Regions from separate parts of the Homo sapiens genome. Here region 2 is linked to region 1. The links are chromatin contacts, found by Hi-C in ENCODE. All regions are on one chromosome and are shown on one strand. The core of a region is the stretch at or near the end of the contact, and the rest is flanking DNA. Distances in the headings are between cores, read along the strand shown.

The links. A loop is a pair of places that touch in the nucleus more often than their neighbours do. Pooled maps may share reads with other maps.
Region 2: a map of endothelial cell of umbilical vein shows a loop between it and region 1 (6-fold over the local background). The contact joins two enhancer-like sites. A Hi-C loop is called at or near these places in 5 of 168 maps with a recorded cell type or tissue (Caco-2, Calu3, PC-9 and 2 more), 6 of 37 single-sample maps with no recorded cell type and 8 of 50 pooled maps.

What each region holds. Positions count from the first base shown.
Region 1 is chr6:12,536,290-12,540,992 of GRCh38, forward strand. No RefSeq gene overlaps it. Among named protein-coding and RNA genes, the nearest start is that of LINC02530, 47 kb to the right of the region's middle. Within about 2 kb of position 2,707, at least 7 of the 41 ENCODE cell types and tissues checked have a DNase peak (open chromatin) inside an H3K27ac peak, as active enhancers do; they include endothelial cell of umbilical vein, where a contact is called at or near this core.
Region 2 is chr6:12,600,299-12,605,001 of GRCh38, forward strand. No RefSeq gene overlaps it. Among named protein-coding and RNA genes, the nearest start is that of LINC02530, 17 kb to the left of the region's middle. Within about 2 kb of position 2,258, at least 3 of the 41 ENCODE cell types and tissues checked have a DNase peak (open chromatin) inside an H3K27ac peak, as active enhancers do; they include endothelial cell of umbilical vein, where a contact is called at or near this core.

The DNA.
Region 1 (4,703 bases), core at 1,457-3,956:
AAATTCTTATTGTAATTTCAGGTTTGTTCCAACTCAAACAAGTTACCTGAGTGATTTCTAGAGAGTATGTGAGCTGATGCAGACTAGATTTGAGCTGTTTTAAGTTCCATCAAAGTCCTAGTGAGATAAACATCCCATTTGTATAATCCTGAGTTCATAGGTATCAATAACCTAGCAGACCAATATTTGTGTGTAGATTAGTGCCTTTCGAGGAGCCATCTGTATCCAGTTTTTGTTTTATTGGTGGTAAGTTTACCTGACATTTTTAGTCACGATATACAGGATGATGCAGAAAATATGCTGATATGGTCACCCAAGAAAAACCGGAAACATGGTAATTTCCAACGTGCTTTCTTTAGGAAGACAGGAAAGAATGTGGTGAGTGTATATTTATGAAGGCTCGTTGTATGCACTATTTAGTTTTTGAGTAAAGACCTTAAAGCTTAACTCTCCAGAAAGCTTCATGCTCTTTCTCTACTCTGTTATTATATCTCTACTCTGCATGATATTAATATTTCCAGATTTTTAACTCTCTGCTTAGCGTTTATCTAAGGTTTATTTTCTGCCTTATATAGTACTGGTAAACTAGTCCCTTGAGGGTTCTTCTTTTCACTTGTTATTCCCATTACCTTTTCATTGCATTTGCAAAAGATATTCCAGGACACATTTTAGGCATTTCCTTGCTAATGTCTTGCTTGAAAATAGCATATTCTCAAAGGAAACCCGTTTTACTTCATGAAGTATAGAGGGGTCATTACCTATTCTGATAGGCTAATTCAGGTTTGGTTGTGTTAAAGTGGCTCACGTGATCAAGGATTTATAGATGCTGATTTACTCTGAATGTTTATCCCTTATTCTTATAGCTGAGGCTGTTTGGCCAGGTCATTTAACAACGCCAAAATGATTGTTTAAAGCAAGACAATGTACTTATGTGGTGGTGTGTGCAATGTAAAGCCCTAACCTAGAAGATTGACACTTAAGACTTGACAGAAACATTCTTTTTGCAGCAAAATAAACAGTTTTTTCTTCTCCTAGATAAGGTAGAGCACTTTTTTATTAATCCATATGGTTTGTTCTCTTGCATAGGAAACCACTAAAGACAACAATTTTCCAGATCTCTTCCTCCAAGTTTTCATTATCAATAAATGCTTGTGATATCAGCTGAGGTTTTTTAGCCCACACATCCGGCTTGTATCTTAATTGCAATAACTTCTTGTCACAAACAGCCAATGTAGTGATGTATGGAAAAAGTGGATTTTTTCCTTGTCCCTCGAGTCTGCCCTAACCCCCACCTTCAGCCCCCTCTGCCTTTCCCCCATTCCCAACCTCACGGAGCCCGGAAAGTCTTTCAGCATTCCTGGAAAGTTACATAAGACACCAGAAGTAGATAACATTGTATGTTTCCAGTTTAAAATGCAGAATGTTTATGCCTGTAAGGAGAGAAGAATGAAAGAATGTCCCTTTCGGAAATCATATCTGAAATGACTGGGGGGCTGACAAGTGCTTCCCTTACAGTAAAAATAATGTTTAAGGACTTGAAGTGTTTTTTACTACCTGGTAAATAGCAAGTTCTTTGTTCCTTAAGTACAAATCCTAAGCACCTAAAAGCCCATATTACAGCCAACTAGGCTGAGCATTCCAAGTTCTTATTTGAGGCAAGGGCAGTAGAAGTGAAATTTTATTTTTTATTTTATGAAAGTATGTATGTATGTATTTATTTATTTTGAGATAGGGTCTCACTCTGTTGCCCAGGATGGTGTACAGTGGTGAGATCACAGCTCACTCTAACCTTGAACTCCTGGCCTCGATTGATCCTACCACCTCAGCCTCCTGAGTAGCTGGGACTACAGGCACATGCCAAAAGACCTGGGTAATTTTGTTTTGTTTTGTTTTGTTTTTGAGACAAAGTCCCGCTCTGTTGCCCAGGCTGGAGTGCAATGGCACGATCTCGGCTCACTGCAACCTCTGCCTCCCAGGTTCAAGCAATTCTCCTGCTTCACGCTCCCGAGTAGCTGGGATTACAGGCACGCACCACCACAACTGGCTAATTTTTGTATTTTTAATTGAGATGGGGTTTCGCCGTGTTGGCCAGGCTGGACTCCAACTCCTGACCTCAGGTGATCTGCCTGCCTCTGCCCCCTAAAGTGCTGGGATTACAGGCATAAGCCATCACACCTGGCTTTTTTTTTTTTTTTTTTTTTTTTGTAGAGACAGGGTCTCACTGGGTGCCCAGGCTGGTCTCAAACTCCTGGCGTCAAGTGACTGTCCTACTTTGGCCTCAAAAAAGCACCGGGATTATGGGTGTGAGCCACTGCCCCCAATTCCCAGTCTTCTTTTAAGGGTATGGAGGGCAAAGGGTTGAGGACGAGAGTCTTGGCATGGCATGAAAGAAAGGCAAGCCAGGTTCCACTGTTCGCTTCTGATTATCCCTCAAATGCCTAAATCACTGCTATGGAGAGTTTGGTCTCCCCAAACCCAGAGTCTCAATCACATAGACTGCTCCCGTTTGGTGTGGGACAAACCTTCTGAGAACAGAAGCCACTGTGCTACAATTTGGAAGAGGAGAGCATTTAGTTAGAAAATGGAAGCACCAAAAACAGAGGTTTGATGTATAAACATATTTGCCCAAATCAACATACCACACAGAATTGGCTCTTCCGTGGCCTCCTGACCTTGCCCTTCCCTTCAGTGAGGTCAGCACGGAGACACGCAGCCCCGTGGCTGGTTCCAACACACTGCAACGGTCTCCAGGGCAACACTGGCTGAAGGTCATTTCGGTGCTGCCCAATTTCCAGGAAGCGGCTGTTCTCTGTGGTCTGGCATCGGGGTGGAAAGTTTAACCTGAGCACAAGGGGAAGGTGGTTGGTTTCTGCAGACTCTGCATTCTTTTCTCTGGTGGGTCAGATTTGTGAGCAAGGATTGGCTCCCACCTAGATAGTAAATATTTTTGAAAGGTCTGTGGAGTGTAGACATGACCTTTGCCCAATGGACTTACCACCCATCTGGATAAGTAGCAACCAAAGGAAGATGCCGAGCATCTCTGCTCCTTTCCTTAGAAGGGGAAGTGACTTGAGAAATGGAATGAATTAACAAGGAATGAAAAACACAAAAGGGTTTAGGGCAGTTTCTTTCCCCTGTCCCTATTGGCCCCTATTCTTATCATTTCTTTGTGATGTTGCTGATTCTAGTTTACTTTTTGAAACGGAATTATGCCACGGGAGGGGTGTAGGTCTGCTGATACTAAAATAAATGCAGGGTTTAGCAATAACTCTCTTCACAGCAATGACTCCTCTTTATTTTAAATATTGTCTCGGCCAGTTCTTTCTTGCGTGTCCTTTTACTTAATATCATTGATGATACTTATTCTCATGGGCACTCATCAAAAGTTGATGGAACCCCTACTAAGCACCAGGCACTGTGCTAAGCCCTGAGACTAGAAAACAGGCAATTACACTACAGTGTGTAAGTGCTATGGAGGTCAAGAGGAAGTAAAGTTACCCAATCTGAGGGACAGCCCAGTGTGATGGCCTTGAAGGGATGATCTTGGGCACCAGGTAACCTGCAAAGATCCTTAACCTGGTACAATCCTTCATCTCTCTCTAATATTTTCTATCGAGGCATTTTATGAATTGCCTCCTGGCTAAAAGTGACTGCATAAGTCACTTTTAAGCGTTTCATGTCTAGAAAAACCTAAGGGTAAAGAGGGCAAAAGATAGCATCACCTTACAAACAGGACCCTATATCCCATGGTCTCCATGCCTCAACATGGTGGCTCACACGAAGAAAGACTCCCACATGAGGACTTCAATTGTAGTTGTTTACCTTCCTAATGAACCAAATAACTGAAGCTGATTAAACTCTTCTTAAGAAATAATCACTCGCTCTAAGAAACTTCCACAGGAAACCTGAACATTTTTATTATACCTGGAAGATCAAAGTAGAATGAAGAGATCTGGGGAGGTGGAAGCTGGTAGTGATGTCTCTCATCCTGGTGATTTACAACAATCACCACATATGTGGCATCTGAATGACAGAAGCTAGAAAGACTCTCAGGAGAATATTTCACACTTAACATTGACAGAGAAGAGCCCCAAATCCAGGGAAACCAGCTGATCTAAGTAAAATCAGCCCCAATAAACAATAGCTCATAGCCCTTCACAATCACTTTATGGATCGGTGTTATCCCATTTTACAGATGAGGAAATTAAGGTTTAAAGAGATGAAGCTACTTGAGCAAGATCATCCCAAATCACCTTTTACTGGTTTCAAAGCCTGACAACAGGCACGGCAATACTTTCTCATGTCCGGAGTTTATTTATGTCAGACACACAGCTTGGGTAGCTTCAGAGCTACCCAAGGCTCTGGAGCCTTAACCATAATGCAATATTATATAAAATTAAGGGATTTCTTGAAATAAATTATCCTCTATGGAAGGGGTTGGCAAACTACTGCTCACAGTCCAAATCCAGTCCTCTGCCTGTGTTTTCAAATAAAATTTCATTGAACATTCTCATTCGTTTGTGTATTATCTGTGGTTACTTTCAAGCCACAATGGCAAGGATAAATAGGTGCAACAGAGACCACAGGTCTTGCAAATCTGAAATTATCCACTACCTGACCCTTTACAGAATAGTATAAAAGTGTTACTATAAAATGAGTTTATCTGTCTATATATTATTCTCACTCAATAATTTACAATGCTT
Region 2 (4,703 bases), core at 1,008-3,507, 64 kb after region 1:
ATGCAATGTACCCATGTAACAAACCTGCACATGTACCCCCTGAATCTAAAATAAAAGTGGCAATTATAATTTTAAAAAGAGTTATTTAATGGGGGAGGAGAAAAGCAAGCAACAAACAAAGAACTAAGTAAAGTAGGTATTAGAAGATGGGAAGATGGGAGGTAGTGTGGAGAACAATAAAAAGGGAAGGGGGCCGGGCAATCCTGTGGGTTGTGGTGGATTTCGATTTTAAATATAAAGCTGAGAAAGGACCTCACGGAGAGAGTGACTTTTCAGAAGCACATGAGGAGGTGAGTGAGATGAGGTGAGAACATGAGGATATCTGGAGAAAGAGTAACCCAGGCAGAGAAAACAAAGGCATGGGAGTCTTGAGATGCAAAAGTAACTGTGTTCAGGGAACAGTGCAAAGGCCAGCATGGCTGCATGGCGGAAAATAGTGAGTTAGCAGGGGGCGAGATGTATACAGCCTTGGAGCCTATTGAAAGGATTTGCTTCTCTGAGGGAGATGAGAGCCACTGGAGCATTTGATGCAGAGGAGGAAAATGGTCTAACTTGCATCTTGAAGTATCCCTCTGGTTGCTGTTTTGAGAATAGATTTGTGGGGAGATGCCCAGGTGGAAGCCGTTAGGAGGCAGTTGCAGTAGTGCAGTTAGTGACCCAGACCAGGGAGGTGGCAATGGAAGCAATGAGAAGTAGTCAGACGCTGGATATATGTCACAAATAGAGACCTCACAGGACTTCCTATTGGAATGAATTGGGAGCGTTAGAGAAAGAAAGAAGCCAAGATTGACAGCAAGGTGTTTGTCCTGGCAAGTGGAAGAATGTACTGGCCATTACAACTCCATTGGTGACACTAGCTCAATTTGGGGGGAACTTAAAGCAAATAATTTAACATGATCTCTTTATCTGCCTTTGTTATGTATCTTTCTAAATCATAAAATGGGAATACTCAACTGAGAATTTTTTAAGACCTTAATTGAAAGATGCTATCTAATAAAATTTTTTCTTGTGTCTGTTACATTAAAAGGCTTGTTTGATTCTAATAAAATATCTATGATATAAAACATGTCTACAAGAAAGGTTAACAAGAAAGAAATGATAGAATATTATTACTCAGGTTTTCTAAGTGAAGAAACTGAGGTCCTGAGAAATTGACATGCACAAAGATGCAGTTCTTCAGATTTCTTCTTCAGAGTACTCTCTAGCATAACCATTACCTCTCTGACAACAGTAAGCCCCATCCATGGTACTTTTTATAATGATTTTTCTCCAGAAAGGCTCTTCGTTTTAATAGCTAATGAACCCGTCAACTAGAGAATATTGATTGTTATATAGGACACAATCTATTACCAGGTTTCCTCTTTCTTTTCCTTTAAATCCTGTTTTCCCACCTTTCAAGTTGAAAAGAGTCTCTAATCTAGGACTTTTATTGTTCCTTATATATAAGTTAAAATGTGAAGAATGACTTGAAATGCAAATGCTACTTTAACATCTTTCCAGCAAATACTACTTCTTGTACTAATGCTAGAGAGTGTGAGATAAATAAATTGGAATTCAATTTTTCCTTCTTCTCAACTCTCTCTGTCATTTTAGAACATTGTGAAAGGCAGCAAGCTATGCTAGAAGATAAAGCTTATAACAATTTTTATTTCCTCTGTTGTGGCCCCCCCACCGCCTTCCCCCACCAAAAAATCTTAACTGTTTGTTTTATAGTCTTCTCTGCTCTCAGGGGATTTGAGGTATGCAAAGCTTTGGCTGAGATTGGAAAGAAACAGCTCAGAGGTGGGGACTGCTGCTTAAAATGTTCCTTTGTTTCATTTTTTTTTCCTGTTATTGTATATGAAACTTTGAAACTATCCTGACTTTCCATTCCAAAGGCACAGGCCAGGACAGGTGCCAATCGCAGCGACCATTTGGTGGAGGGGTATACATGATGATTGGTTTTTATGGGGGCTCAGAGTGAAAGCAGAGGGGATCCTCAGAAGGTTTCATTATGAGATTAAGATGTTGGCCTTGTTAGGGTAAACTGTAATCCCCCGTCACCTTTTGGTGAGCGGGATCCTGTGAGAACATTCTACAAGGGAGATCTTCAGGTTTAATACCAACAAGCACAATGCAGGGTCCTAGCAGCCCAAGAACTGAGTGGAAACTCCAGGGCTGGGGATGCTAAACTCCATCTGTGTTGACTTGCTTTGTAACCTGAGGCAAGTGTCTTTAAATTCCCTCAGCCTCCACTTCTTCATCTAAGTCAGGCTTGCCACAGGCAGAGGTATTATGTAAATACATAGATACTATCAATCCTTGGGGAAAAAAAAAAATGCTTTGTTGAGCCAGCAGAGCTCTCTACTGCTTAAAGCAGGGTGTGAATAAGAGCTCCTGGGTCTTTCACCAAATCGCTGAACATGTTCCGAGATGCTGTAGAAAAGGTGCTTTCATGGCTTTAGACACAGTACACAACCGCTGCTCAGATTGAGTAGTATCTTTTTAATGGCAGGGTTGGGAAGGTGTGTTTTATTTTTCTTTTGGATAAGTCACTTGGAAGTGATGGACTTATGGGTCTGCTGGCCTGGCCATTTGACTATGTCGAACAGCAATCCCACCTTTAACTTGTTAGATCCATTTTCCATACTCCCCTCTATTCTCTCTCCCCTCCCAAATACACACACACACACACATACACACACACACACACACACAACTCTGCATTTGCTTGACCTGTAGAGTATGATTTGAGGGATGCCAAAGTGCTTCCTGTTGCCACATATATGCATTCCGAAACTTTTCTCCTGTTACAACACTCAAACCTGTTGTTTAAATAGAAAATAAGAGTCAAGCATACCCCATTGTTGTTAATGGGATCCGATCTGTGTCTACCAGTGTGGGCTCTGGGTTTGAATCTCAGCCTTGTCACTCAGCTTTGTGAATTCTCTGAGCCTTGATTTTATCTTCTGTAAAATGGTAGCAGTAATGGTACAGCCCTCATAGGGTTGCTGTGCAAAGTAAAGATGATAATGATGCAAAATCCTTGGAATATTGCCTGATGCATAATAAACACATAGTAGACACAGCTGCTGAGGTTATTATTGAAATGGTACAGCGGAAAGAAATGGTACGGAGGAAGGTAAATCAGGATGGCGTAATGGGATAGAGCAAACCATAGACTTGTACTAACCATTTATGAGCATTGAAGTTAACTTTTATTCTGCTTCTGCTGATGGCAAAATTTAGGCAGGCTTGCCAGAGCTGCCTTGTCCTGTAAGACAAAGACTAGCCTAACCAGTTCTTGCTAATAACTGGAGTGACCTCTAGTGGTTCTGATTTTTTTCATAGTGGAAAACACAAAACAAACCAGACTCACCCAAACCGTACACTATTTTGCTTGTACACCCAAAATTCAGAAGCTGATTAAATGGACACTAGTCTAGTGTTTAATTGAATTGACTGATTTATTAATAGAAGCCTTATTTCTACCAGACAGTTTCAAGAATCCCTTCCGAGTATGACCACACCCTCACTTCCATTTGGCCTTCTCTCCATTATTACTGAGTTGGGGGAGTAATTTATTAGCATTCAATTAAACTGTATAGATGTATTTAAAACATATATGATGCTTCCCATAGGCAAGACACTGTGCTAGGCAAAAAATAACGTATCAAGATGAAATATGGACAGACCCCTTTGAAAATACTAAAAAAGTACCTACTTTTAAACTGTACTAAAATAGATGTCGACACAAAGAATTACCACCATCTTATGCCTTACGGCATAAGCAACTTTGAAAAAGGCAACTTTGCTTTTTCTGCTGTGGGAAGAAACAGATCCCCTCAGAATAAAACAAAATAAAGCATGCATATCCATTGATACACAAGAGAATTCTCATCCATGGGCTGGGAGGTTTGGCCGAGAGTAGAGCCAGGTAGCAAAGGAGAAATGTACCCTGCTATGGTTTAAAAAAGAAAAATCAACATTAAATAAGGTAAAATTCAAAATTCAAAAATTAATTAAAGAAGTCATTTTAAATGTGTTTATTCTGCAACCATACATCATTTATGTTCTAGGTAATTCTATCTTCAAATAAATGTACTCCTCTTTACAAAAGCAACGCATTAAATATGCAAGTGAAAATGAAAACTTTTTATACCTTTATATAATTTTTATATAAATAAAACCACAAGTTATTTATATTACCAAATTCTATTATACATTGTAGAATATTAGTAAAGTACATATGGCCTATGCATAAAAAATAAGAGTCCCAAAGAAAATACTAGTGTCCTGATATAAGGCCCATACTCTGATTTTTTTTTTTACTTGATGAGTATTTGAGAGTGGAAAATATTTTTAGCTATCCATGCAAAGTGCAATTGTCTCTTATTTTTCCACTTGTACTTCATGAAGACCTTTGGTGATATCTAGTTGACAGGCTAATAGCCTTACCACAAAGAGCTATTTAGACTTGGCAGAAATTTAGAAATTCCTGAAGCCTAAATCAATTTAAAAACCTAAAAACAAATTCACAAAACTTCAAATTCTGCCCTGGCACAACTTTATTTGGTAATAGCGTGTAGGGGGATTCATTCCAAACACAATGTCTTCTAACACTGGAATTTTCCTGAAGCACCAGGTTTCATCATTGGGAATTCTGTTCCACTTCTTTTTAGGGTTCCTATTTAGTGTCATTTATGTTCAGCTTATGCCCTGGG